2 separate regions of the Homo sapiens genome follow, and region 1 is linked to region 2. Evidence: chromatin loops called from intact Hi-C (ENCODE). Cell type or tissue: chondrocyte. All regions are shown on one strand. Each heading gives the region's core, and the rest is flanking DNA. Links, peaks and the distances in the headings are about the cores only. Region 1 has its middle 61 kb from the start of SNORA107. Region 2 has its middle 17 kb from the start of SLITRK6.

What was found. A loop is a pair of places that touch in the nucleus more often than their neighbours do. Peaks named below come from ENCODE experiments on the same cell type or tissue, not always from the same donor. Only the 100,000 strongest peaks of a DNase experiment are listed, where the experiment ranks them.
Region 1: it touches region 2 in a loop (4-fold over the local background); 12 of 110 quality-filtered maps call a loop at or near these places.

What each region holds. Positions count from the first base shown.
Region 1 is chr13:84,843,336-84,846,275 of GRCh38, reverse strand. No RefSeq gene overlaps it. Among named protein-coding and RNA genes, the nearest start is that of SNORA107, 61 kb to the right of the region's middle. In chondrocyte, for the core only: CTCF peaks have their summits at 1,391 and 1,598; no DNase peak of the experiment used is centred there.
Region 2 is chr13:85,815,311-85,818,250 of GRCh38, reverse strand. No RefSeq gene overlaps it. Among named protein-coding and RNA genes, the nearest start is that of SLITRK6, 17 kb to the right of the region's middle. In chondrocyte, for the core only: CTCF peaks have their summits at 1,408 and 1,627 (motif pointing right); no DNase peak of the experiment used is centred there.

The sequences.
Region 1 (2,940 bases), core at 160-2,659, 970 kb after region 2:
GGGTTTTGAGAAATGCTAGTGGTTTGCCGCCTTTCCATTCATATACTATAACCATTGACCAGGAGCTGAGACAAAGAGAATAAGCCCTGTTTTCTTAGCCACACTCAATCCAAGCAGAGTTTCAGTCCTCTGATCTAGAAGGGATAGGCTGGAGCCCGAGTGACATAGACTTTCACTGTTCTTAATAAGATTTATTGCTTCTTCATTTGCTGCATGCTCTTAGGACAATTTGCAGAGTCTTTAAAAGCTAAATTGTTTATACAAATGTATTTTTACTAGCTTTTGCCATTCATAGTTGATTTTCTTGGGAGAGGTTCTGTGTAGTTTCTCATGCTCCTATTCTGAAAGTAATCCCCCAAAAGCATGTTTTTTCTTCTCTTTGTTAAAATCATTTGGAAATATTTATGAAATAAATTTAGTTAAAACTAAAAAATCAAACTATTAAGAATTATGTACTATTAAGTGATGACTTTCAATCATTTTTTTAAAAGCATTTAATGATATTTTATTTTACATTGTGTTTCATTTTACAGGTTGAGTCTCCTTTTTCCAAATGGTTTTCAAGTGTTTTAGATTTCAATTTTTTTTTGATTTTACAATATTTGTATTATACATGCTGGTTGAGCATCCTTTATTCCAAAATCTGAACTCTGAAATGTTTCAATGAGCATTTTATTTGAACATCATGTTGGTATTTGAAAAGTTTTGAATTTTGGAACATTTTGGGTTTCAGATTTTTGGATTCAGGATTCTTAAACTGCATAATATAAAACACAAAACAAATGTTCTAGTTCAGTTAAAATTACCACACAGGCAGAAAGTGTTGAAATATGTACTCAATATAGGACAGAGAGTTAAAAATAGTCATTTTTACCATGAATTAACTATACATTATTAAAGATTTGCTCTGATACTTTCATCTCCCCCCCCACTTTTTTTTTTTCCTGAGACGGCATCTCACTCACTCTGTTGCCCAGGTTCCCAGGATGAGGTGCAGTAGCACAACCTCTCCTCACTGCAACTTCCGCCTCCCAGGTTCAAGTGATTCTCCTGCCTCCTGCCCAAGGAGCTGGGATTCAGGCATGCACCACCATGCACGGCTAATTTTTTTTGTGTGTGTATTTTTAGTAGAGATGGGCTTTCACCACTTTGGCCAGTCTGGTCTCAAACTCCTGACCAGAGGTGATGCACCCACCTCGGCTTCACAAAGTGCTGGGATTACAGACATGAGCCACTGGGCTCAGCCATATTTTTATCTTTATACAGTCAATGAACACTTCCATTCATCAGTTACTGCAGGCAAACTAAATTCATAGTCATTTTATTGAGTATAATTGCTTTGAACTAAAATCTCTAGCTATTGCAATGCAATTTCATGCTAATGTAGAATAGACACAGGTTAGCAGGGGGAAAAAGGCTTTTGCTGTAAATCATTTTGAATGTGACACGTAATTTTCAGGTAAACATTTCTGAGAGGCATGTAAAGAATATAATTGGAATAATGTAAAAATGGCTAAAACTCTCTTTGGATTTCATTTTGAAAAGAAAAAAATATTGTTTTGGTATCCTGTTTAGCAGGTGATTTATTCTTTTGCTGGGTTAGAGCTCCCCTATGTGGCTATTTGGTTGAGACACACCAAGAGCTCAATATTGATGTATTTCAACAACTAAACATAAACTATCCTCCTAGATATATCTCAACAAAAATATATTGAGATACTCATCTATAAATAATTTTAAGTTTTGTAGAAATTCTAACTTTTCTCTCTGAATAGAACTGCCAGGAGAATTTTAATAGGATTAAAATTCAGTGAGAACATAAAGTTAAATGCTATATGGTATCAATAAAATAAGCAAATTTATAACTAAGTCAGCATGCACCAGTTTCTCATACTTGATTGACGACTAAGTTTGAAATAGTTTATTCCCAAAAAATTAGGAGGAAAGTTTATTTTCCATTCATTTAATTGGTCTATTTTAATCAAATTAATATGTGTACATTTGAGGAGGGAAAACCATGTAAAAAAGTAGTTATCTCCCTCAGCACACTGAAAATTTTGCAGAGAATGTAATTTATGTAAACAGATGTCAAATAATTCTACTAAGTACAATATCAACTGTAATAATCTATTAAGTTTTCATGAGAATGAAAGAATTTGAGCTCATTTTATAACATGCTTGGGATATTTTCATCCAAGTATACATTTCAGTTTGCATAAATTGCAAAAGTAAAAATAAAACTAAGGAAAATTTTAGGATATGTCTAGGGAATCAAAACCTACCAAGTATTATCAGACACTGGATCTGGAAAGAGAACCACTTGTGCCTTGCGAATCATATTCATATTTCATATTAACTTTTCAAAATATCTAAAATTCAAATAAAGCATATGAAGTTAAAATGGAAATTTACCATATAGTCTTTTATTTTACATTTGTGAAGACAGTAAAAAATTCTTTTTCAATGATTTAAATTTTTAAACATGTGAGCTATTTCTGTGCTTTGCTAATAATGCAAAAGGCAGTTTATATGAAAGGTTTATGAGCAGCTTGCAAATAATCTGAACATAAAAACTCACAAGTAATTATTAACACTATACCTCACTAAAATATAAAAGCAAAAGAGACACCACTGAAATTAAAAAGAGGATAGCAGTCATTAAGTGTAATCGTTGCTACCAGCCACCATAGTTCTGAGTCATAATAACCTCACAGTAAATATATAGTTGTGTGATTGAATGAATGACTAAGCTATTTGCAAAATGTAAAATTTTCTTTATGCCAAATGTCTCTAACATAGATACCTAAACAGATTATGCCTTTACATAATTGCCATATCATCCCAATACAGGTAAAATCAATAATGATGTTGTCATCAATGGATATTTCAGGATGAATGAATTCACATTCTCTAGGGGAATGCTAAATATTACTAGGGGAT
Region 2 (2,940 bases), core at 252-2,751:
TATCATCCTCTTCAAGTTTAAGAAATGGGTTGAGAAGGGAGCAGAAGTCTGTGATCTTTCTAACATATTTGTTTTATCCTTTTCTTCCTCTTTCTCTTACTTCTTCACATCAAAGGTGAGGCTTTCCATAAGCTTTTCTTTTCTGGAAGGGGCTTCTATTTAATCATATTCTTTTTCAGTTTTAGGTGAAATGGGAACATTTCACATTTTATCAAAAGAAAACCTACATCTTGCTCATAAATTAAGAAAAATATAAAATACTAACACCACTGTAATTTCAAAACAAATTGCAGACAGAGACAAATACAATGAAGAAATGATACTAGTGGTAACTTCTAGTTTGTACCAATATCCAGTTAATTCAGAGCTCCAATATAATGAAGTGGACATGACATACATCACTTCTAGGTCTAGCCCTAGAACGGTTTGTCAATTCTTCAGTCTCTCTCTCTCGTTTTCTCTGTCTCCATAACTAGAATAACTTAACAGCCCTAGAAGCTGTGAGCACCACAAATGTAAAGAGGCATGACTCTAATTACTGCTTGGAGCAAAGTCACACAAGAGATTAGTGGCCAGAAACAACCGCATTGGAGTATGTGCAAGCCAGAGATTCATTTTTATTGTATGAAGCTAAGATAAACTGAATTATAAAAATTCATTGCAATCCATATGAGGTTTAAAAAAAGTAGAAATAAAAACGGGGAGCCAACAATAAAAGTTTAAGCTTTCATTGTGTAAATCATTAAACTTGATATTCATATAAATAATAAGTTAATTCCATTGCTAAATTAACTTTACTGGATTGCAAAGCACTTTATGACTTTTCCTGGATTTCCACATATTAATTTAACCTTAATTTTCTTTGTTTCCTGTGATTAAAAACACATAATTTTCCAAATATTTTATTCATTAAGTTTCTATTTTCTCTTAATTATCATAAACCGTAGAGAAGATTAATTGATACCTACATAATGTTACTACAATAAATATAATTTTAGTAAATACCTTATTAAAAACACAAAAGATTCTTTGCAAATACAAAATAATGATATATTCCTTTGAGTGTCTATGCTCTGCTTTTACCTTGGGAACAAAATGTTGCTAATATAATGTTTTATTTAAATCATTTATGATGTGACTTTTTGTATTTGTGGTTTGTATTATTTGTTATTATGAAATAGTATTCAATACTAAATTTAGAGCTGTAAATTTACTAATAAAGATATTGAAAAAAGATATATTTAGTCATAGTTTATCCTATCCTGAAAACCTATGAAATTTAAAGTAATTTTTAAATAATTTTCAATCATATAATAGAAAAAAGTGTTAGCATTCCAGTGACAATTAATAGGCCATGTATTGACCTGAAACAGCTTTATGAAATAGACTGATTTTGGAAGGGTAAATTTATTATATAAATTATTCACCATAAATTAACTTTTAACAGTTTTGTATACATTTCAAAATAATAAAATGTTTTCTTAAATATAATCTAGGATTCACAATTTCCAAAGACAGAGAAAAAGATTATAAACATTTTAATGAGGTTTAGTGTTTTAAAAGAATGAAAGTATTATATCATTTATATAGGCACATGCTTAAATGATTTTCACTAGTATTTGCCAACAGCAGAGGGAGATATTGAACTATAAATTACAATTTTACCATGCACATCTTTTGCAGAATGATTTATAGCCAGTTAGACATTTGATTTTGAACTTGCTTTTCTTGAAAAAAAACACCTTTCTTACACATATTTTATGAAGATATTTTTCTCTTGAGATATGTTTAACAACCCACAACCAATAGTGTTTTTAAATTTGAAAATTAATGGATTTACATTATGCTAATATATCACTTGATATTTTACTTAACGTCTAACTTTTAAATGTCAAGTAACTCAAAACTAATGCATTTTATGTTTCATTAAAACTGACTAGGGCAGTAAAGCATGATCTTTTACACTCAGCCAGACCTGAATGGATGCCTCTGTTCTGTTATTTACTAGTTGTGTGGCCCTCAGCAAGTTATTTTTCTTTTCTAATTTTCACTCTTTTTACCTGTAAAGTAAGGATCATAATAATATATCATTTAAAGGGTTGTTGTAAAGACTCTCTCTCTCTCTCTCTCTCTCTCTATATATATATGTAGTGTTTACCAAAGTAATTTTCCATTAAAGATGGTCAATATACATTTATTAATATTCTTGATATGATTACTATTTTTAGAATTCAAGAAATAGTGAATGCATAAAAATATATAAATCTTCAATTATAAATCATATACAACTAAATTATATAAAATAATGTTGATATACACATACTTTGTAATACTTTGTGTTCTAGAGTAAAATACATGACATAATTTATAACATTAAACATGCAATTAAATTTTGTCTGGTACATGATAATCATCCTAATCTTACTTGTAATATAAAATGTCCTTTTCGTGTTTTTGATTTTATTATAAGAACTGATTATTTATTTTAAAATGTTAATGTCATCAGAACACAGGCCATCTCAATTATATAATATTTTTTAAATGAGATTAAAGAAATAAAATGTGGGGAATAAGACAACATTGATACAAAGTAGGTATAATCTTGGAAGACTGTTATTTAATAACTTCGAATGAAAGTATAAGATTGAATTTAATTGTATTGAAATTAGGAGAAACTGTGGATTTCTTTGGGGTTCATAGCATTCGATGATTGCTATATCTTCCATTTCAATCCAACATTATTCTATGCAGGATAATTAAATTTAGCTCTTGTTAAATTATGTCACCTCATTTTCTGATTCATTTTATACTGCTGTATAATGTAAGGTATGTTTTCACTAAGCTTTATTATGTGAAACTGTTTTCCACTTAGCAGGTCCTACAGCTGAGGTTTCTACCATTTAATTTAACTTTTGGAGTTACATAAGAATCAATCATTGT